2 separate regions of the Mus musculus genome follow, and region 2 is linked to region 1. Evidence: chromatin loops called from intact Hi-C (ENCODE). Cell type or tissue: heart. All regions are shown on one strand. Each heading gives the region's core, and the rest is flanking DNA. Links, peaks and the distances in the headings are about the cores only. Region 1 overlaps Tnfsf11 (tumor necrosis factor (ligand) superfamily, member 11). Region 2 has its middle 55 kb from the start of Akap11.

What was found. A loop is a pair of places that touch in the nucleus more often than their neighbours do. Peaks named below come from ENCODE experiments on the same cell type or tissue, not always from the same donor. Only the 100,000 strongest peaks of a DNase experiment are listed, where the experiment ranks them.
Region 2: it touches region 1 in a loop (7-fold over the local background); 20 of 42 quality-filtered maps call a loop at or near these places.

Annotation. Positions count from the first base shown.
Region 1 is chr14:78,284,284-78,292,283 of GRCm38, reverse strand. Tnfsf11 (tumor necrosis factor (ligand) superfamily, member 11) reads left to right here. Exons shown (of 5, transcript NM_011613.3): 3 at 7,819-7,864; 4 at 7,947-8,000. Among named protein-coding and RNA genes, the nearest start is that of Tnfsf11, 20 kb to the left of the region's middle. In heart, for the core only: no CTCF peak of the experiment used is centred there; a DNase peak (open chromatin) is centred at 3,863; H3K27me3 peaks cover 356 bases.
Region 2 is chr14:78,473,873-78,490,100 of GRCm38, reverse strand. No RefSeq gene overlaps it. Among named protein-coding and RNA genes, the nearest start is that of Akap11, 55 kb to the left of the region's middle. In heart, for the core only: a CTCF peak has its summit at 7,212; a DNase peak (open chromatin) is centred at 7,210.

The sequences.
Region 1 (8,000 bases), core at 1-8,000:
CTTTCTCTCTGTAGCCGTGAGCCTGTTAGGGGCTTTTCTCTGGTGGCCTCTTTCCATTGTCCTCCTCAGTGTCTGCAGCGGCTGGTCTGACATCTTGGCTGCCCTGGGACTCCTACTCATAGAGTATCACGAACAGGGCTGGGAGACTGTGAAAGCCATCCTTTTGTGAGGAGGCGGTGTTTGGTGATGTAGAAAGCTCTGCTAGTTAGTGTATGGCTGGCATTCTTGTTGCTGTGGACACAGCAAAGCAAAGGCACGCCACACTCCTCCGTTGAGCCCCTGCATACCCCCCCTCCCCTTTAAAAATGCGTAGCATAATAGAAGACACTTTAAAGTTGGGCTTTTACGAAGACTAATACCGCTGTCATAAGGCATTTGCTAAATCAAAGCCCAAGGAGACCTTTAACCACTGCAGAAGCTTCCTCATTTAAACCATGAAGGTTAAACAATAAAAACTAATTTTCTATTCCCAGAGTACCCATTGCCCTTCCAGGAAAAGCATCACTCTTCTTTATGAAAACAAGGACGCATAGCTCCTCGGGCGGGCTCTCGGTGTAGAAAGTACATCAGCAGTTGTAGAACGTCTCTTCTGCTCACTCCTGGAAGAAATGGTACCCATGTGGCCGTCACGGCCAAGTTCTTCACCAGGAGCTTTCAAAGACGTCCATGGCATTGGCTCAGAGAGCAGGAGGAGGTCCGACCCTCAGGTTCAGTGGGTTAGAAACCCCTTCTGCCTTTGCCCTCTCCTTCTTTTCCTGAGCTGCTGGACTTCATCCCTCCCTCATGGGGATGGTGAGGAGTTGTGTTCATTCTGAGAGCTCTCCCGGGGCTAAGGTGAGGGGCATCTCTGGTGACAGAAGAGGGCTCTACAGTCTTAGCTTTGGGGACTCAAGGACTCCACCTAAGGACCTGCACCATCTTAACTAAGGACAAATAACCATCTCTCTCTGGGTATGAGCTTTAGGGTCAGGGAGAGCCGAGATAAGGATTCTAAGTCCTGCTCTGGCAGGGGTTGTACAGCGACACGGTAGTTGCTCTTCCAGTTCTTGGAGGTGAAAAAGCTTTGTGCCTAAAGATGACTCACTGAAGGTACCACTAGGGCATTCTGGCTAGGTACAAGACCAAACCAGGAACGATACACCTTGCAAGTCAATGGGGAACCAAAACAGAAACAATATTCCTTGCATGTTAAGGGTTCTTTTTGCATTTAAGGCAGTTAAAAATAAGTTCCTGTTTGTCCTATGTTAAGCCCTTGCAAATTAAGGTTTCTATTTGTAATTAAGAATAGGTTTCTGTTGATAAGTTATTTCTCCGCTGGTCAAATGAGCCAATTCCAGCCAGATTAGATTATATTAAAGAAAGGTTTGTTGGGAAGCTACTCTTGGGCGAGTTCTCTGGCCCCTGGGAAGGAGGCCAGGGAAGTCGCCATTGGAAGAGAGAGAGGAGAGGGGGGAACTAAAGAGAGAAAGTGTGCATGAACAGAGAGAAGGGGAGAGAGAGAGAGAGAGAGAGAGAGAGAGAGAGAGAGAGAGAGAGAGAGAGAGAAGAGAGGGAGGAGAACAAAATGTGTGGATTATATAGAGAAGAGCCCCTAAGGGAAGGGCAGCCCAGCCCCTGGGCTGGAAAGTTCACGGTTGGGGGCAGAGTATGCCAGCTAGGGACTGAGGGATGCTGGGAGAACCTGGAGGCCAGGTCTGCTTTGGTGTGTAAGATAAGCATCTCAGTCCCTTGACCCAGGATCTGGAACCAAGCACCCATTTCTTAAATCTGATGTAAACTGCAACCCCGTGTACGTGATGTACACTGTACCCTCGTTCCATCCCTATCATTCTTTCTAACAATGTATATAATAGCCAACTCTCACCCCTGTGAACACCTTACCTCTTCTTAAAAAAAAAAAAAAAGGAATTTCATGAGGCCAGCAGGGGCTGCTCTCTTGAATCCTGAGACTTAGGGTGAGTCATCTGGCTGACGAGTTCGTGGTGCATCCCAAACTACAGCTTGCTTGCTTTAATTGGACAATCGTGGATTTGGTCTTTTCTCCTCAAGATTCTCAGGTTTAGCAAAAGGAGCAGCAGGTATCAATGGTGCCCATGAATGGGAAGCCAGGTTCTGGCACCCGGCACCATCAGAAGCAGCTCCACACAGTACTGCCGGCATCTACCCACAGTGCTGCCAGCATCCTTGAGGGAGGAGGTGGCCCACAGGGGAGGAAGAGCTATGAAGCCAGGCAGTCAGCTCAGTTAACAGCTTATTGCTTTCTCTACACCCAAAGACTTCAGATAGCAAGTGTTCCAGTTTTCCCCTTGACCAAAACAGTTTCTAAGTCTTAAGATGTGGAAGGACAGTGGGATACGCCTTGCAAAATTCCTATCTCCTAATCGTGTACTTGGTTGCTTTGGCAACCAGCTCCCATCCCTTGAGTTATCTCATTGGCATGAATAGGTCTGGTTGAAAAAGGTTTATGAATAACAGAAGATGCTCCTATCCCCCCTCTCCCTCCCTCCCTTCCTCCCTCCTTCTCTCTCTCTCTCCCTCTCCCTCTTCCTCCTCGTCCTCGTCCTCCTCGTCCTCCTCGTCCTCGTCGTCCTCCTCCTCTTTCTTCTTCTTCTCTCTGTCTCTCTGTGTCTCTCTGTCTCTCTCTCTCCCTCCTCCTCCTCCTTCTCTCTCTCTCTCTGTCTCTCTCTGTCTCTCTGTCTCTGTCTGTCTGTCTGTCTGTCTGTCTCTCCCTCTATCTATCTTGCAATATCACAGAGGCCCAGTCGTGAGGGGGCCTTATAAACCTTAGGACTGTACTTGTTCCTGAAGTCACCAAGTGATTTCAAGAAGAGGAGGGACAAGTTCCCCTTGTACTTAAGATGCTTTTTCCTGCCACCATCCATGCATCTGTCTGTGGCACAAAGACTGTGAGATTAGGTAGGAAGAGGCAATTGTCTTCCTGAGGAGTGATGGGATCTTGATGCTGCAGCCTGGGCCCGGGAGGAGGAGATAGGATTTCTGAGCTATTTACCAAGTAGAAGTCCACAGGACTTCCCAGCAGGAGTGGGAAATGGACTATTCATTTCCAGAAAGAGCCGGGAGTGTGGCATTCAAGTGCTAACTGGCTGATGAATGCACTATTCTTGTAACTAGGTTGGAGAAGAATTACATGAAGGGTATCATTAAGATGTTAAAATGAATGCATTACATATGTTAACAAGTGTATGAACCCTGTATTATATCTGGCAAGCGGGGTGTTAAATCCTTGTTCAACCAGCCAGATGTCCCTGCAGCTGCTGTGGTATTGCAGAGGGAGGCAGCCACCTGAGACCCTTGCTACTGACTGCTGCGATAGTGTCTAGTGTCGGGAGCATCTGGCTGTACAAATTGCTTCTCCCGTGATTTGATTGACAGGTACCAATGGATCACGTGATTCCTATCACAGTCCAAATGGGATTTCAGACTGATAAACCCAGACTCCAATAACTTGACCTTTTACATGGAACCTAGGCAGCTGGGACATATATTTTTATTATTTAGAAGGATGGTATCCAGATTGCAGTCAAACAAACATAAAACCAATTTAATCTTATATACTCGGGGTCTTGTTCCTAGTAGTTAGTTATTTGGCAGTTTGTAAAGGCGGTTTAGAAATTGGTTGGAAGTGTTGAAATCCCTAGAGCCAGCCAAGGACTTTCAAGTACAACTCAGAGTTTGGTATTTATTCTTACCAGTGTGGCCTCCCATAAGTGGGCCCAACTTCTCAAGATGAGCAGCTATTTCCTGGGTTTGGAAAAAAAAAACCAACAAAAAACCAACCCTCCTAAATCATTTAAAAGGCCATGCAGGGGTCTGAAGGGAGCTAGGTCCTAGGAGACTGGATGCTTTCGCTATCACACTCCTGGGAACCACACTCTTTTGGATGTCCTGTTTAAGAAAAGTCGCACAAAGTCAAGACCACAGTTACACAATTGATCTTTTGTATGCCGTGCTCCCTGGAGGAGAGATTGTGAAATCCCAGCATTTTTTCCTATGAGTTAAACTACAGTTGAAATTAAGAAAAAAAATCAAATCAGTTGTTTTCATGTCTCTGCAGATGTACTCTGACAGAAAAGATGAAAAAAATTAATGTAATCTACTTTGACAGAGCACTCAGTGTTGAAACTTCCCCATTGGAAAACCTGGGACTGTCAATTGGGACAATGTCCACTAGGTGGCACTGTGTCCGAACATTTATCCTTGACTTGGCTGCAATTTTGGGGGGGGATGCCCACTTTATTCACTTTCCTCTTTTCCTTCTGTCTTGTTCCCTTTCCTTGTTCTGTTAAAGGAAGCTGTTATCGTTTTGGCCTAAATTATGCTTATCTAAAAATGAATACATCTTTTTGAAAAGACTACTTGTTACAGTTTGACCATAAATTCGTTCATTAATTCATGGTATTTCTTATTAGCTCTCACAAGGTTAAAGATTCTTGTTGTCCTGGATAGTTTATACAAATCAAGATAGGTGTGTGTGTGTGTGTGTGTGTGTGTGTGTGTGTGTGTGTGTGTGTGTGTGCGCGCGAGTGTGTGTGTTTCGCAGGTAGCTGTGTTCTGGGAAGGCAGATTGTTGATCTTCTAAGATAGGGAAGTCAGGTAGAAAACTGGGTTTTCTAGAGCAAAACTTGATAGTGGGATCTAGGCAAGGGGGGTGGTAGGGAGGGAAGAGGACTCTGCTCTGTTCCACACTCTAAGATCTGTCCAGGCTTCTGGGATGTTTATTCTATGCGTTTCATATAATTCTAAAGGATACTACAAGGGAAAACTTGGTTGGCTGAAAACATAAGGCGTTACTATGTTTCAATGTGTGGGATAGAAATGTAACTCTTTGAGTGGACCTGACTCATGAAAACACTCATTTAGCAATCCCGTTTCTCAAAGCATGCTGTGGGTTAGAGTCCACCTTACAGCATCTTTGGAAAATATCAGTGCGATTTGAGACCAATGGCTGTGAGTTGGACCAGGGCGACTCCAAAGTTTCCACTGAATTGCAGCTGTGTCCCCCAGCGGGAAAGCATCAAGTTCTACTTAGAAGACATTTATGTGTGCATGTGAAAGGGTGCACTTGTGTATGGGTGCGTGTGCGTATGTGTGTGGAAGCCAGAGGCCACTTTGGGGTATTGTTCTTCAGAAGCCACACACATTGGTTTACTAGGACCCGTCCCTCACTGGCTTGAAGAGTGACGATTAGCCTAGGTTGGCTGTCCAGAGAATTCCAAATATGAGCTTGTCAGTGCTGGGGTTATGCACTGAGCGCTGAGATGACCTACTGAGTGCTGGACCTACCTACCAAGTGTTGGTATGACCCACTGAGGGCTGGGATGGCCTACTGAGTGCATAGGTTAACTACTGTGTGCTGGGATGACCCACTGAGAGTGAGGATTACGAGAGTGCACCAATGTCTAGTATTCCAGGTTCTCTTATTTTTAAAATCCATCAAACAAACCCCCACTGGTTCCGGGGATCCAACTCGGGTCTTCTTGGTTGCACTACGCCAACTGAGCTATCCTTCAGCTAAGATTACGTTTTATTCGTCTCAAAACCCAAAGACAGTTTAAAATGATAGATTTACTAGAATGGATTGCCCTCAAATAGCCATTTCTTTGGGGTTCGGAAGATTGGGGTAGAGACATACATGCTGAGTATTGTGTCTGTGTGACCAGAGCTCACAGAGTCATCATAAGATCCCTTTTTGGTATTGAAACTTCCTTTCTGAATGTCTGAGAAGAATTACAGTTCTTGGGTTCTCTAGAGATATAACACAAAGGCATCACCTCCCTGGGTCTCTAACGAGCGCTCTAATTCATCCTGGGACATGAACCCTTTCTTCCCCTGACAGCAGGCATTGAAAGTGCTTCTGAGAGGTGCTATTTATTGAATTTTCTTGTAACTAAATGGGTCTGTGGCAGCTCTGACCTAGAAGCCACTGATTAAATGGGCAAGGAAAGTGCGTTCACAGTGGAGAGGGAGAAAAAGACCCCTGCCCATTAATCTGGGGCTTCAGCCTGCTGCTTGGTCTGGGTCTCAAGCTTTAAGATCATTTCCTCATTTGCCCATGTAGAAATCCTTTCAAAGGGGATTTGTCGATCTCAGTAGAGACTGCAGCAGCAGCTGCTAGTGTGTTAGAAATTCAAGTCAGAGACTCCAGCCCAGGCTTCCTGGATCTCAGACGACCTGATCCTGCAGCTGGCACCTGCCTGCCCTCCTTTAGGTCAGCATGCACCACCCTCAGTTTTGAGTGTCACTGCCCTGGCCACAGTGACATTTTTCTTGATTTTTTTTTCTATGATGAGGTGTGTGTGTCTGTGTGCATGCGTGCGTGCGTGCGTGCGTGCGTGCGTGCGTGCGTGTGTGTGTGTGTGTGTGTGTGTGTGTGTGTGTGTGTGTGAATCAAGCAAAATCAGAAAATTCCAGAAATTGGGATACCATTGGGAATCCCAAGAAGAGAACTGTGGACTAGAGGTCAGCAGGGGTGGGGAGGAAAAGGAAACCAACTAAGAGCCATTGCTTTGTCTAACGCAAGAAGCCACCATCTGCTTAACATTCCCTACAGTGGGCTTCAGGCTGCACAGGGACCCAGGGGTAGGCCAGGACAGAGGCTGACCTTATGTGACCTCAGTGGTATCTCTAAGAGTTATGAAAAACAGAATAGATTCTTATCTTCTTTGGGGTTGTCTGAAGGCAGAGAGAACAATAAAGAAGAATAAAATCTTATCTCTCATTGCCAAGAATTGAATTCATGTCATTTTACCTACCCATTTATTGGTCTGACTATAAGGAGTATAAGGCTGAAAGCCTTTCTGTCTACATAGGGAAAGCTCTTGCTACGTGATCTATTCTTTAGACCTTGTGGGGTAGTAACAGTCGGCAGGAGTATTTATCCCATTAAGTGTGAACTGGGACTCCATCTTGTGTTGGTAGTTCCAGGTATCTGGGTTTACTGGGCACTCGGGCTGGGTGTTCACCTATATTACCTCATCTAACCATCCTGACTGGTCTGCTCTTGAAGCCATGATCTGAACCAAGGCAAGACTAGAGCTTCAACAGGCTCTGCCTTATGGGATATTTTGTTAGCTAACGTCTGAATTGGGTGGGCACATGGTCACTTGGTAGAGGCTTCATTCTGGGAGCGCAGGTTAAATATGCAGTTATCTACTCCTATGTTCTTATACTCAATCGTCATCTGGCTTATGCATCTAGACTTGTTTCCTGCAGTATTTTAATTATTGGCATTCTAAAAGCTTTTAGACTTTCATATAGTACTTTAAACACACTGACTTAAAAAAAAAAAAAAAACTACTGGGAGCCAGGTATCATTCTCTTACTTGTGGGCTGAGCCTCTGCATCATAATAGAAACTCACTACTGAATTCCATAGAAAGAGGCCCACTGGAGTCTGAAGAGAACAATATATTTTATATACACTTCATTTCCATTTATGTACCTGTTATATATTAATTATGCTCAGTTGTTTTGTTTTATAATTTAACTTTGTTTCCTTTTATTGCCTCAAAGGATTTGTTTGGTGGTGGTGGTGGTGGTGGTGATGTGTGTGTGTGTGTGTGTGTGTGTGTGTGTGTGTGTGTGTGTGTGTCGGACTTTTTAAGCATTTTGGGAGCTCAGATGCTAGGAATGTGCGATCCAGGAATTCTGTTGCCTCTCAGCTTCTGGCTTCATTTTAAAGCATCCTAACTGATTTTGCATCTGGTAGTCCTGCGTAAATATATATATATATATTTTTTTTTTTCCCGCTGCTTTACACAAAGAATGAGTTTATGAATACAGTTCTCCTTTATTTCAGGAACTGCAACACATTGTGGGGCCACAGCGCTTCTCAGGAGCTCCAGGTAACTATGAGTAATTTGAATGAGTGTTTGAAGTCCTGTATGGGTGGTAGTCTTTAAGCTCATGAACTTCTGTCATCCCCAGCTATGATGGAAGGCTCATGGTTGGATGTGGCCCAGCGAGGCAAGCCTGAGGCCC
Region 2 (16,228 bases), core at 3,686-11,685, 190 kb before region 1:
GAGACAGGAACTCCCATGGGTAACCCAGGCTAGTCTCCTAGCTAGACTTTTTTTTTGCCTTAGTTCCTGAGTCTTGGAGAAGAGAGGGTCATTTCTGAGTTCCAGGCCAACCTGAGCTACACAGCAAGATCCCATCTTAAGCCCAAATAATTTAGGTTTAGAAAAGAGACTATATTTACAGGAGAAGAGTTAGGGGCAGGTGGAGAAAAAAAAAGTACTCCGCAAGTTTCTGTTCAATCTTACTAATGAATAAAGGCAGAGACAAATCCACCCCGGAGTTCATAAGCTAGCTCCATGTAAGCCTGTAGCCTCAGTTGACCCTAAGTGGGTGGTTTAGAATGTTCAAAGCAGGTTGTTGCTTTAACATTTTTCCGTTAATCCTGTCAAAGACAAAACAAAAAACTTAAGGAGCTCATTTTCAAATCCAAACCATAAAAAGATAGAAAAATGAGAAATAAGTTTTAGGGTTTATTTTTGGTTTTTGTTTTGTTTTTTAGAAAAAGAACTGTAAAGCCATGAGTGAGGGTGACCGAATTGGAGCCCACTCAGTCCGGCATTAGGATATAAAGTAGTTGTGTTTGACGCTTTTAAGACAGGACCTGACAGAATCTGAGTGGTTGTGGTGAACCCTGTTAGTCCCAGGACTTGAGGCAGAAGCAGACTGAAGACTTGGAAGAAGGCAACGGGGAGTGACTATTTAGTGCTACAGGGTTTCATTAGGTATGATGAAATAGTTCTGGAATTAGATCTGATGATGTTGTCCAGTTCTTTGAATATACAAAAATTCATTGAATTGAGTATTTTAAAACAGTGAATTTTATAGGTAAACCCCCAAAAGCTTATATATGTAACAAGGTAAATTGTTTCTTAAGTAAAAGAATCTTTTTAAGTGTAAGGTAAAATCATTGAGACTTGGCATTTGTGGTTGACAGCAGAGTAGATATAGCTAAGAGAGAAATAGTGAATTGGAAAAAATTACACAGAATAGTTTTCAGAAAGTCAGTAATGGGGTGGATATATAAAAAGAAGTGATGTAAGTTTGTTAAGGGAGAAGGGCCAAATTTGTGTAGCTCAGAAAAAGGAAAAAAAATGGCCTAAATAATGGAAAAGATTGGTGCAAAAATTCCAGAAACAACCATGCATAGACTTAACATGAGAAAACTCAAAACCTGTATTTTCTAGGGATGCATGCATGCATGTATTTCTACTTTTTCTGGATTACTGAAAAAGGAAGCTAAAATGTCTAAAGTGATTAGTAAAAAAAAGAGAAGTTGTATTAAAAATTTGTAGAGAAAAATATATGTGAAGTAAAAGGGAGAAAAAGAATCCAGCTGTACCACTGTAAAAGCCTCAATATGAGTTAGGCCGCTGAGAATGGGAGGCTGTGAATGCCAGTCCTAAGTTGCTGTATCAACCCTCCACGGCTCTGGGGCAGTGCGAGAGGGAGCTGGAAGAGTAAGCCAGAAGATTAAATACAGGCTCTGAAATGCTGTCTTCTGTATATGGTATGGTCATTGCATGACCACTACACGTAAGAACTCAAAAGCAGCTGCGGTTGCTTGCACATGATCAAGACAGTTCCAGCATGGATGAAGCAAGGGCTCTTGAGGTTCTATCTCAAACTGATGAGCTATTTTGCTGTTGGTAGCTCAAGGGGTGGGTGATTCAATGGGAGTATTTGCCCATGTCCATATAGTTCATGATTGGGGTCAGTAGAATTATAAAAAATCAAGAGGACCTGAAGGTGGGAGGGGTAGTATTGGGGAACTGGGGGAGTGGGAGGGATGTCAGGGGTGTATATGATCAAGATACCTTTTGTGTTTATGTATGGGGTTGTCAAGGAATTACTAAAAAATAAGAATTTAAAGAAATTGCATACCCCTCAAAAATAAAGAAGATGGTAGATCTGAATCTCAAATTCCTGGTTCCTCACAGTTGTTCCTGGGAGTCTTCCTCAATAGGCTTTCTTCCTCTCTCTCTCTCTCTCTCTCTCTCTCTCTCTCTCTCTCTCTCTCTCTCTCTCTCTCTCTCTCTCTCTCTCTCTCACATGTGTGTGTGTGTTTCAGGAGAATCCAGTTTATGAAAGTACATATTAGTCAAACCACTTTGGAAGGTAATTGGGCATGACTTAAGCTGGACTTGTATATTCCATGTGACACACAATATTGTTACATATAAACTTCAAAGGAAAGAGACTGTGTATGCATGTATGTGTATGAGGTATATAAGAAAATGTGTGTAGTGGAATTGTTCTCAACAGGAAAACAGGATATTTATCAACAGACAAATCTACAATATTTATCAACAAATGTTGATACACAGTTGTCTTCCCCTTGTACTTGTTGAGAGTTCTGCATTGGAGAAATAACTGGGGACCAAGATACAGAAAAGTGGCATCTGCAGCTAATATGCAGAATTCTATTTTCCTAAACAATGCTGTTGAGTAATTATTTAAAGGGTATTATAAGCAATCTAGAAGAGATTTTAAGTATGTAGGAGGATGAACATAGGCTATATGCAAATGTGACACTTATAAAAAGAATTTACATATCTTAGGATGCTGGTGTCCACAGGGAAGCCTAGAACCAATCACAGGCATGGAGGAATGACTGTATTCATCTAATGGAATTTAAAATAGAAAAAAATGGTACAGCTATATGCATCAATCCGGAACACAACATAGCAAAAAACATCACAGAAAGGTATAAAAAACATAGAAGAATCAAACAGATAAAACCAAACATGATGGTAAATAGCGTTAGAGACACATAACTTGATAGTCATGTATGTGTGTATGTGTAGACATGTATGCACACACACACATATATATATACACACACACACATATATATATATATATATATATGTATATATATATATGAATGAGAGTTATGTTGGAGAAGATTAATAGAGAATCCAGGGTAACTTCCTGTACAGGTGAGAAAAGGGAGGGATATACAGCACAAGTGTCCGAAGCAGTAGTAATAAACTATGAAGGGTGTGCCCTGGATAATTCTTTTCAAATTATATTTTAAAAACTTTATATAGTGGTTTAAATGTGTTTGTGCTCATGTTTGCAGCCTTTATACATACAGTGCATTTTGATCATACTCCAACCACATTCCTCTCCATAACTTCTGGATCCACATGCCACCTTTTATTTCCTCTGCCAACTTAAAAAACAAAAAACAAAACAAAATAACTCACCAGGTACAATTTGTGCTGTTCATTAATGTATGTGTGTAAGGACATCCAGTGCTGTGTTGTCAGGCCTACCAAAGACCTTATCCTTAAAGAACAAGTATGTTTTCTTAGGATCTATCGTCTCTCATGAGCTCTACCATCATCTGCAGACAACTATTCTCCCTTTGAAAAACAGCTCTTGGCCTGCTATTGGGCCTTAGTGGAAACTGAACGTTTGACAATAGGACACCAAGTTACTATGCGACCTGAACTACCCATCATGAGCTGGGTACTATCAGACCCTGCAAGTCATAAAGTGGAACGCGCACAGCAGCAGTCTATTATCAAATGGAAGTGGTATATACGTGATCGGGCCAGAGCAGGTCCTGAAGGCACAAGCAAGTTACATGAAGAAGTTGCTCAAATGCCTATGGTTTCTACTCCTGTTACAATGCCATCTGCTGCCAAGCATGCACCTATAGCCTCATGGGGTGTTCCCTATGATCGACTGACCGAAGAGGAGAAGACTAGAGCCTGGTTTACTGATGGCTCTGCACGTTATGCAGGCACCACCCAGAAGTGGACAGCTGCAGCATTACAACCCCTTTCTGGGACAACCTTGAAAGACACAGGTGAAGGGAAATCTTCACAGTGGGCAGAACTTCGGGCAGTACACATGGTATTACAGTTTGTTTGTAAGAAGAAGTGGCCAGATGTACGATTATTCACTGACTCATGGGCTGTAGCCAATGGATTGGCTGGATGGTCAGGGACTTGGAAAGATCACAATTGGAAAATTGGTGAGAAAGACATCTGGGGAAGAAGTATGTGGATAGATCTCTCCAAATGGGCAAAGGATGTGAAGATATTTGTGTCCCATGTAAATGCTCACCAAAAGGTGACTTCAGCCGAGGAGGAGTTCAATAATCAAGTGGATAAGATGACCCGTTCTGTGGACAGTCAGCCTCTCTCCCCAGCCATCCCTGTCATTGCTCAATGGGCACATGAACAAAGTGGTCATGGTGGTCGAGATGGAGGTTATGCTTGGGCTCAGCAACACGGGCTTCCACTCACCAAAGCTGACCTGGCTACTGCTGCTGCTGATTGCCAGATCTGCCAACAGCAGAAACCAACACTGAGCCCCAGATATGGCACCATTCCTCGAGGTGACCAGCCAGCAACCTGGTGGCAGGTTGACTACATTGGACCACTTCCTTCATGGAAAGGACAGCGTTTTGTTCTTACTGGAGTAGATACTTATTCTGGTTATGGATTTGCCTTTCCTGCACGTAAAGCCTCTGCTAAAACCACCATTCAGGGACTGACAGAATGCCTCATCTATCGTCATGGTATTCCACACAGTATTGCTTCTGACCAAGGAACTCATTTCACAGCCAGAGAAGTACGACAGTGGGCCCACGATCATGGAATACATTTGGCCCCATCTGTGCTGGAATGGTGACTGGCTTGTCTTTTAAAGCCAACTACTGCTTCCGTGAGTTTGTAAATCCAGTGGTCCTGTCATGGCTAGAACACTTTCACCCTGGCTGGTAGCTCTTAGGGTTTTCCCATCTCCTCTTCACTATATTCCCTGAGCTTTGGGAGTAGAGAATGTCACAGTAGATGATCAAAGGCTCCAGAGACATTTTTCACAATTTGACCACTTTTGAGTTTCTGTATTAAGTGCTGTCCACAACAGCAGTTAAAAAGTCTCTCTGATGGGGACCAAGAGCTGCACTAATCTGTTGGTGTCCTAGGGTGTCTGTTACTGGGATGGAATAGCATGATCAAAAGTAAGTTGAGGAAGAAAGGGTTTATTTGCCTCATTGTTCATTACTGCAGGACATCAGGACAGGAACTCAAACCAGGCTGGAAGCTGGAGCTGATTCAGAGGCCATGGAGGAGTGCTGCTGACTGGCTCCCATGGCTTGCTCAGCCTGCTTTCTTACAGAACAAGACCACCAGCCCAGGCATAACACTTCCCACAATGGATTAGGCCCTCTCCCATTGATAACTAATTTTTAAAAATGCCTTACATTGGATGTTATGGAGACAATTTCTCAATTGAAGCTTTTCTCCCTGATACCTTTAGCTTGTGTCAAAGTGACATCAAACTGATTAGTACTGAGGGCAGTTTGACACTATGCTCACTTAGGAAAATAACATTGGGTTTACCTCTGGGATCTGTGAGCTCCGCAGCCATGGCCTCTTGGTTAGATTGACAGTACCAAGCATATATTTCCTTCCATGGAACTAGCTGTAAAGCCACTCAGAAAGTGATTTGTTGATAACTGTCATATCACTAATATACCCACAGTAGTGTCTTGTCAGGCTAGTCTTCATTCAGCTCACTGTGTGCACAGGTAAGTGGGACTGTTAGTGACTTTTCTCCTCCAGCAGCCTTTATAAAACTTCCATGGTACTATTAAAGCTAGAGGGCAGGGAGGAAGCCGCCAGTTCAGTGCCAGCTTGGTTTCTGCATGTAATAGGAACAAAGTGTATAGTGTTCTCAGCAAAAGGTTCTTACCATCAAGTTCTGGTGGGCATCCAAGAACAATAACAGTTGCTTGTGATGTTTTAGGGGTCTCCAGGTCATCCTGACCGGTAACTCAAGATGAAGTATCCCACACCTGGCTCAAACCTGGAAATTAAAAGATGATAATTTGTATAAAGTCATGGGTATGTTAGATAGCTTCTGAAATTTTTGTTAAAAAAAATGAAATGAATAGGAAAGCTGAAGAGGTTTAACCACAACAGAAAACTATTAAAATTAAAAACACTGTCTCTATATTTCCTAAATTGCATCCTCACAAGAGTACACATTCTGGCTGCTAGTCCTCTTCTACAGGCCAAGACGACGTCGCCTCTACCGTATGCCTTGCTCCTACATCTACCTGAATAGAGACCTGAACTCCAAACCTGGGTCAGCTCTGAGGTTGGAAGGAACACAAAAATCTCCTGTAAAGATAATGGGTTGGAGGAAGAGGTGGTAGGGCTGGGTAGTGTCTTAGGGTTCTCATTGCTGTGATGAAACGCCATGGTGAAAGTCTCTCAGAGAGGAAAGGGTTTTATTTGCCTCACCCTTCCATAGTGCTGTTCATCACTGAAGGAGGTCAGGACAGCAACTCAAACAGGCCAGGGACCTGGAGGCAGGAGCTGATCCAGAGTCTGAAGGAATGCTGCCTACTGGTTTGCTCCCCACGGCTTGCTGGAACCAGGCTCACCAGACCAGGAATGGCCCCACCCACAATGAGCTGGGCCTCCCCCATCAATCACTAATTAAGAAAATGCCCTACAGGCTTGCCTACAGTGTTTTATAAATTGAGATTCCTTCCTCTCAAATGACTTTAGTTTGTGCCAAGTTGACATAAAAGTAGCCAGCACAGACAGGCTTGAAGGAGGCTTTTAGGCTAGAGAGATGGCTCAGCCGTTAAGAGTACTGACTGCTCTTACAAAGGTCCTGAGTTCAATTCCCAGCAACCACATGGTGGCTCACAACCATCTGTAAAGAGATCTGACTCTGTCTTCTGGAGTGTCTGAAGACAGCTACAGGGTACTTACATACAATAAATAAATCTTTAAAAAAATGGCAGGAGAGGAAAGCTGTCCTTGTCAACGAGAAGGCAAAGTTGTGCCCTGGCCACTGTGGTCTTGGGACATGAGTAGCAGTGCTGATTGATGGCCAAGGCTAGCTTGTGAAACTCAGAACTGAGAGGTTGGCACTCTGGGTAGCCAGCCACAGTGGTATTTTGGCACTCAGCTCTCACTGGTGGTTCCTAGCTGCCTCCAGCCAGGATGGATTGGTCACAGAGCTAACAGGACTGGATGGCTGCTGTGCGGACACACTGCCTTCCCACAGACACCCTGCAGCTTGTCTTTCATAGTTCACTCAAGGTAGTACTTGTGACCAACTTGGGAGCACATAGTGTTTCAGGGTAATAAAAGGGAGCCTTTGGAACAGGGCAAACCAAGCCATGCCCCAGCCGGGACGCTGACTGTGCTCCTGAAGCTGCAGTGTTCCTGTGTGCCTGAGGGTGGTACCGCAGCACAGCCTATGGCTTACAATACACCAAAGCTCCCTCGCTAGAGTGAGCCTTCCGTAGTCTCCCGCTTTAGGCTGGTTCCTAATTTAGCCTGTATTTTCAGGTCTTCTTTTGCTGGCGTATTTCCATCCCCAGTCACAATCGGAGCGTTTTCTTCTTAAGTTACTAAAAGGAAGCTTTTCTCTGCCCAAGTTCAGCTTCAGTTTCAGGGCAGAGCTGCTGCTTTGGTCACAAAACTCTTACCTGAGCAGCACCACCTGGTGTGGGCCAGCCTGTGGCGCCTGGCATCCTGCAGAGGGAAAGTCAGAGCGGCCCTGTGCATGGTCAGGTGAGCTCAGATACAGTGCACCCTGCACACTGCACCTCAGCGTCTGTCCGTCCTCTCTGAAGGGAACTAGCTGGCCTTCATGGGCTAGAGTGCCTTCTCTAAGAGGTTTTGGTTTCTTGACTTTGCTTTTGAAAGGAGCCAAAACCATGGTCCAGGTGATAGTCTTCATCCATGGTTGCAATAAGGAGCACTGAAAGGCAGTGTGGACAAACCTGTCTCATAACTTTTGCATCCTTGCATGACTTATGCTCTGGCCTCTACAATATGGATATATATATATATATATATATATATATCCATATATATATATATATTTTTTTTTAACTACACTTCATTTTGGGTTTTGCTTCATTATTTTGTTGGATTCATGGCTTTGTTCTGTGAAAGGTGAGCCATTCTTCATGTACTTCCAACGCGATAAAAGGATTCAACATAAATTCATAATATAAGGATCCCTTTAATATTGTCTTCTGTCCAAATTCATCTTACCATGTGCTCGTAAATGTGTTTCAGGACTGATGCATGTGATACATGCTGGGATCTAGAAGATATTAAATGTTGTTTGATTGGTCAGTAGTATGCAGGAGGGGGGAAATGTATACTGGGGATATAGTTAAAACTTCATGAATGTGATTATTACTTAAAGCAGGGAGTCTTTGCTCTTCCCAGCCAAGCTGAAGAGAACAGAGCAGTACCTACCCATGTAGTCCCATTTCAATTCTTGAGTTTAGCACTTATATTTTTCATTATTTTACTACATTTTTAAAATTTGTATGTGTGCAAGTATGTGGAAGTCAAAGGACAGCTGACAATAATTGTTCCCTCCTCCTGTGTGGGAACTGGGGATTGAACTCAGGTCACCAGACTTGGTGTCAAATACCTTTACCCACTGAGCCATCACTCTTTATAATGCAAATAAGTTAAAACAGAACATTATTTGTAGTTGGCAGAATAATGTTTGCCTCTAATATGCCCAAATACATAACCCTGGAATCTTTGACTCTGCTACCTTCCATGGCAAAGATTTATTTATTTATTTATTTTTGGTTTTTTTGAGATAAAAATTTTTCCATGTAGCCCCAACTGACCTGGAACTCATTTTATGGACCTGAATGGCCTCAGAGCCAGTGGCTCTGCCCCCTCGGTGCTGGGATTAAAGGTATGCACTACCATACCCTGCCTTCATTTACTTATTTTTTCTTGAGATGGAGCACCGTGTAGCCCAGGTTGATCTCCAGCCGACTGTAGATGAGAGTGGTCTCGAACTCCTGATCCTTCTGCTTTCACATGTCATGGAGTTAAGGGCCCTGACAGGGGGAACTGAACCTGAACTATCTATGAGAGTTCAATGAATCTCCTGAAATTGGGAGAGCCTTAACCAGGTCTGGGCTTTGCGCTGTGTGATTGAAAAACCAAGGATGGAGAGGGATGTGATACCTAGCTGTGAAGGCCGAGGAAGGCTTTGAGTCAACAAGAGCAGTGGCCATTGGTAACTGGAGCAAGGGTGAAAATGGATTCTGGGAGTATCTGGAGGGGGAGCTCCCTTTGCACCCCCCATGCCCCCTGCCCCTACCCCCCACCCCCCTACTACCACCTCCACCCTGGGGACACAGCAAGATCCGTGTTAGATTTCTAACCTCCAAAACTGCATATTAAGGTGCCCAGGTTATGTGATTTATTAGGATAGCTAGTTCAATATGGTAGCCACTAGCCATGTGTGTGATATTGCTGACTGCCTGAAATGTGACCAGTCCAAAACAAGGAGTGCTGTAAATACCAAATGCAAATAGATTCCAAAGCTTTAGTGTGGAAAAAAAAGTAAACAAAACAAAACAAAACAAACAAACAAACAAAAACGAACCCCTTTAATAATTTATTCATATTGAAATAGCATTATTTGGAATTGGTTGTTTAGATGAAATAAAACACGTTAATTTTGTTTCATTTAAAAACATTTTAAAATATGACTGCTAAACTTTAAAGGGCAGCTATGGCTTACATTCCGGGCCCACACATTACTTCTATTGAACAGAGCAATAATGCCAAATCCCTGAGAGATAAGAGGCAGGTTTCCTGTGTCCTCTTGTCCTGGAGCATAGAAGTCTTTATGCCCTCACCAGACAACAGAATGTCTAGCACATGCTCAGAAGTTATTAACAGAGCATGCATTATCAGTGTTGCTGATCCTGGAAAGTCTTTTGACAGGTCAAAGGCTGGCAATTTCATTTGGACACAGTTGTCCCCGAAGGATCTAGAAAACATAGTCTAAATAGAACATGGGATGCAGCAACCGAGTTTTCCCCTTTTTGACCAGCATTTGTGGTTCCGTCTTTACCTTCAAGGATGGGGTCATTTACCATTTCCAGAAACGAAAAAATGTCAAAAAAAAAAAAAAAATAGAAGGCAGCTTGTAAAGTTATAGACCAAATATCAAGCAACATCCACAGATAGCCTCTACTTAACGTCTGTGACAGTCTCCCAGCAGGTGCAAAGAAAGCTATCGGAAGCTCAGAATTAGGAGACTGACTTCATTTCTGAAATTTTGATTCTCTGATTTGCTCCATGATCAATTTCGCATCCCTTAATCCTATTATCACAGCTGCTAGTGTTTACATTGACTGGGGCTGAGAGCTGTGTTGGTTAATTAATTTTAGTGAATGGTTTTCTACTTAGAAACACTTTTAAATACCAAAAAATACCTTGCTTCAGTAACAAGTTATCCTTGCACAGAATTTGAGAATATTATCAGTTGATTCCTGACAGCCCTGGCATGGATGTGAAAGATCTCGGGTGGTTCTATGGGTCTCCCAGGTCCAAAATACACTATTTGAAACATACTCACCGAAGTCATATATAGCTAAAGGTTGCTTTCTTCTCCTTCCTGCATGAAGTCATTGCTTAACTCAAATGAACTTTGTGCCATTAAAATTGGGAAGTGCAGTTTCTTCCATTGCCATTTGAGTCTGTTTTGAGGTATTGTGGACGGAAATGTCCTGGTTATTGGGTTGGGATGATTCATGGAGTGGAACAGTCTGGAACCAAACTTTATCTTGTCTTCATCTTTATTTTCCTTGCTGTATGGAGACTTATCATTTGAGGTCGGCAGTATGGATTTTGGCTGAATTTCTTCAATAATTTTTTTTTCTGTTTCTTCACCTCAGACCAAAAGTATCCAAACATAGACTGCTTTCCAATTGCAAACCTGCTCACGACCCCTCTAAAAGGCTGCTAACCTCTTAGAAAGTACGGTAAATGCTCTCTGGCACTGGTTAGGTTGCAGAGTTGTTGGTTGGGGTGTTACAATGTGAACCCAGAAGCAAGAGAGAGAATTAGGAATAAAAACATTGCCAGTGGATATGGATACCACGCGCATGTAAACACACACACACACACACACACACACACACACACACACACACACGAGCACAGGCTGAGCTCATTAGTTTAATTCCCAGGCTGGGACTCTGTATGGGGGAACCGATGAGAAGATGCTGGTAGCCTAATTATTTGTTTTTAATTTAAATTGTTTTATTTTTGTTTTTGAGACAGTATCTCACTCTAGACTCTAGACTTCCCCAGAACTCACTATGTAGCCCAAGTGGGCCTTGAACTCAGGGAAGTCCTCCCTCGATTACATGCTGAGATTACAGCAGTGAACGGTCAAGCCTAGAGATAGCCTAGGTTTTGAAGACACAATGTCGTTGTGTTTAGGGCCTGTGCTCAAAGTGTGACTTTTGACAGACAGTAGGGCTAGTGTGGCGGTTTGAAGGGGATGTCCTTCGTAGTCTCAAATATTTAAATACTTGGCACCTAGTTGGTGGAGCTGTTTGGGTGAATTTTGGAGGTGTGGCCTTGCTGGAGGAAGTGCGTCACTGGGGTGTGGGCTTCGAGGTCTCAGAGCCTCATTCTCAGTGCTCAGTGGTACTTCGTGCTCAGCTTTATGCTTCAGCTCCCAGGCCTGCCTGCTACTCTTCCTCCCTGTATGATGGTGATGAACTCTTATCCCTCTGGGACCATAAGCCCAAATGAACTCTTCTGTAGATTGGTTTGTTCGTGGTGTTTTGTCAAACACAGCAGAAAAGCCACTAATGCAGCGAGTTTAGTTAAACAAACGTGTGTGTTTGTGTGTGTGTGTGTACACCCTCATCCCTGCCAGTGTGTAAATACGGATATGTGCGTCATAAAGCGCATGTGGCAGTTAGGGAACAACTCTCTTCTCTCCTTCTGCTTTTAAGTCAATTTGAAGGATTGAACTCAGGTCATCTGCCTTGTACAGCGAGTGCTGTATCCTCCAAACCATCACCACAGCCCTGTTAACAGTTGTATACTTGTACTGGCTAGTTTTATGTCAACTTGACGCAAGCTAGAGTCATCAGCGAGGAGGAAGCCTCCGTTGAGGAATGGCCTCCATGAGATACAGGTGTAAGCCATTTTCTTTTCTTTCTTTCTTTTTTTTTTCTTAATTTATTTTTTTAATTAGGTATTTTCTTCATTTACATTTCAAATGCTATCCCAAAAGTCCCCCAGACCATCCCCCCTAACTCTCCTACCCACCCACTCCCACTTCTTGGGAGTTCCACCGTACTAAGGCATATAAAGTTTGCAAGACCAAGGGGCCTCTCTTCCCAATGATGGCCGACTAGGCCATTTTCTGATACATATGCAGCTAGAGACAGGAGCTCTGGGGGTACTGGTTAGATCATGTTGTTGTTCTACCTATAGGGTTGCAGACCCCTTTAGCTCATTGGGTACTTTCTCTAGCTCCTCCATTGGGGGCCCTGTGTTCCATCCAATAGTTGACTGTGAGCATCCATTTCTGTGTTTGCCAGGCCCCGGCATAGCCTCACAAGAGACAGCTATACCAGGGTCCTTTCAGCAAAATCTTGCTGGTGTATGCAATGGTGTCAGCGTTTGGAGGCTGATTATGGGATGGATCCCCAGGTATGGCAGACTCTAGATGGTCCATCCTTTCGTCTCAGCTCCAAACTTTGTCTCTGTAACTCCTTCCATGGGTGTTTTGTTCCCAATTCTAAGAAGGGGAAAAGTGTCCACACTTTGGTCTTCGTTCTTCTTGAGTTTCATGTGTTTTGCAAATTGTATCTTGTATCTTGGGTAGTCTAAGTTTCTGGGCTAATATCCACTTATCAGTGAGTACATATCAAGTGAGTTCTTTTGTGATTGGGTTACCTCAGGATGATACCCTCCAGGTCCATCCATTTGCCTAGGAATTTCAAAAAGCCTCAAAGATATGGGCACAGGGGGAAAATTCCTGAATAGAACAGCAATGGCTTGTGCCGTAAGATCAAGAATTGACAAATGGGACCTCATAAAATTACAAAGCTTCTGGAAGCAAAAGACACTGTCAATAAGATAAAAAGGCCACCAACAGATTGGGAAAGGATCTTTACCAATCCTAAATCAGATAGGGGACTAATATCTAATATATACAAAGAACTCAAGAAGGTAGACTCCAGAAAATCAAAACCCCATTAAAAATGGGGCTCAGAGCTAAACAAAGAATTCTCACCCAAATACCGAATGGCTGAGAAGCACCTGAAAAAATGTTCAGCATCCTTAATCATCAGGGAAATGCAAATCAAAACAACCCTGAGATTCTACCTCACACCAGTCAGAATGGCTAAGATAAAAAATTCAGGTGACAGCAGATGCTGGCGAGGATGTGGAGAAAGAGGAACACTCCTCCATTGTTGGTGGGATTGCAAGCTTGTACAACCACTCTGGAAATCAGTCTGGCGTTTCCTCAGAAAATTGGACATAGTACTACTGGAGGATCCCACAATACCTCTCCTGGGCATATATCCAGAAGATGTTCCAACCGGTAAGAAGGACACATGCTCCACTATGTTCATAGCAGCCTTATTTATAATAGCCAGAAGCTGGAAAGAACCCAGATGCCCCTTAACAGAGGAATGGATACAGAAAATGTGGTACATTTACACAATGGAGTAAGCCATTTTCTTAACCAGTGATCAGTGACAGGGGTGGAGAGATGCCATTGGTGGCCCTGCGTTCTGTAAGAAAATCATCGGTGGCCCTGAATTCTGTAAGAAAATCATTGGTGGCCCTGCATTCTGTAAGAAAATCATCTGAGTAAGCTCTAGGGAGCAAGCCAGTAAGCAGCACTCCTCCATGGCCTCCATACGTCAGCTCCTGCCTCTAGGTTCCTGCCCTGTGTGAGTTCCTGCCCTCACTGCTTTTGATAATGAACGTGTTATATGGAACTGTGCGTGAAATAAACCCTTTCCTCCCGGGTTGCTTTGGCCATGGTTTTTCATCACAACAATTGTAACCCTATGACAATCCTCTTCAAGTAAACTCCTTTAATGATCTCACAAGACTTCTATTTACTATCAAAGACCGTCTCTTTAGCTCAAACTACATTCTAATTGATCAGCTTTTGGGAATGCCATTAGACCAAGCACATCTGTATTCAGTGGAATCAGACTTTGAAGACATGCATGCTGCCACCCCTCTGCCGCTCCTTTTCTGACGAATGAATATCTTTTGTCCCTGTACCATGGTGTTTCTGTTTGAAGGCTGCTGGAACGAGAGGCAATGGGAGGCCATTTATTCTCTTCTGAATTTTTCTGTGTGGGCTTGCAGAGCTGGTGCGGCGTGTGGGGTGGTCCACTGGTCAGTCTGTAGCCATCATCACCATTCAGGGTTTGTTCTCTGTCAGTGTGATGCGTCCTAGGGATTGATGAAATAGAAGGAAATCTGGCCTGTGCTGAATATTTTCAGAGTGGCTCAGCATGGAGAATATTTATTGCCCAAGGAAGGAAAAGGAAGCCAGCTTTGTATTTGGGGCTCCTGGCACTCCAAGGTGGAGGGAAGTAGATAGACTTCTCATTAACCATTTTTTTTTCTATAGTTGAGCAAGTACATCTTGGACTGTAGCCTTTTAAAAGACTATGCATGCTGTGGGACCTCTTAGCTTAGCTCTTCCCGCTTCAGGATTACTCAGTCCCATGTAAGGTCTACTAAGTTATAGCCTCTAGCAGTGGGATATTGGAAATTTCTATTTATTTCAGAGATTTTTTTTTAAATTTCAGAGACACTTTAGGTTTACAGAGAAGTTTCAAAAAAAAAAAAAGCATAGAGCATTTCCATATATCCCCACATGTTGTTTTCTTCACTAGAGTGCTAAGGTATGTATGGTACTGCATTGTGTTTGTGTGGCTATGAAACACATTTAGGAAGGAAAAATTTATTTCAGCCCATGGTTTCAGGAGGTTTTACTCCATTGGCTGAGAGAGCATCTTTACCAGCTGAACTCTCTCACCAATCCTCAACTTCATTTTTAACCCATACATAAAACCACAAACATGGTATATAGTAACAAGGTACTGTGGAGTGTTTCAATAAATGGATATATTGTACAAAAATCTTAATCAGGGTATCTATAGCTGCATCTTCAAACATTTATCATTTTTTATGGTGAAAACAGTCGAAGTCCTCTCTTCAAGCTTTTTGAGACACAATACAAATTGTTATCTGACTGACACTGCACCATGCTACAGCCCAGCCCAGCATCTCATTCCCATATCCTTGGGGAAGCTTAACTCCAGATGCTAGCAGTCACCGTTTAATTTCAAATTTGGGAACTTATTATAGGTTCCACACATGAGTGAGATCATGTGATATTTGGCTTTCTGTACTGGCTTACTTCTTTTGTTAGTTAGTGGTTGCCTACTGTTCCATGCCTGACATAGCAAATGACATGCTTTCAATCTTTTATTTCCTTCTTTTCTTTTTTCCTTCTTGTCTTTCTTTCTTTCTTTCTTTCTTTCTTTCTTTCTTTCTTTCTTTCTTTCTTCCTTCCTTTCTTCCTCCCTCCCTCCCTCCCTCCCTCCCTCCCTCCCTCCCTCCCTCCCTCCCTCCCTCTCTCTCTCTCTCTCTCTCTCTCTCTTTCTTTCTTTTGGTTTATGCTATTCTTTTGTGTGTGTGACCTTCATTTTCTTTATTCATCCACACTGGATGACAGTTTAGGTTGTCTACATCTCTCAGCTCTTGCTGATGGCACTGCATAGTCTCAGAAGTATAGGTGTCTCTTCAACATGCAGATTTCTTGGACTTGGTGTATGTATGCTGCAGTGAGATTCCTGAATCATAGTTATTGATTGATTGATTGATTGAGGAGTTTCCGCACTGTGTACAACAATGCCCATGAACATAATTTCCACCAGCACAATGGAAAGGGTTCCTTTCTTCTCCAGCCTCTGCAGTGACAACTCATTGTGGGTTCTGTTTATGTCTGCCTGATGATTCATGATATTGAACATGTCATCATAACCGTTATACTCATTTTGTATGCTTTCTTTCTGAACGATGTCTAGTTAAGACTTACTCATTTAAAAACCAGTTTAATGTCTTTGTGGTCATTGAGCTTTTTGAGTTCCTTGTGTATTCTTGATATGTCAGCTGGAGTTTGTAAAATTTTAAGCTCATTGTGTGTGCTGTCTCTTCACTCTGGTGACTGCTTCCCTCCAAACTGGTCTCCAGTTTGGCATACTTGTGTATTGCTGCAGTTACTCTCCATGCTTTGAGGTAGTGGTTCTCAGCCTTCCTAACCTGCAGCCCTTTAACACAGCTCCTCATGTTGTGGTGACCCCCAACCATAAAGTTACTTCATTGCTACTTCATAACTGTAATT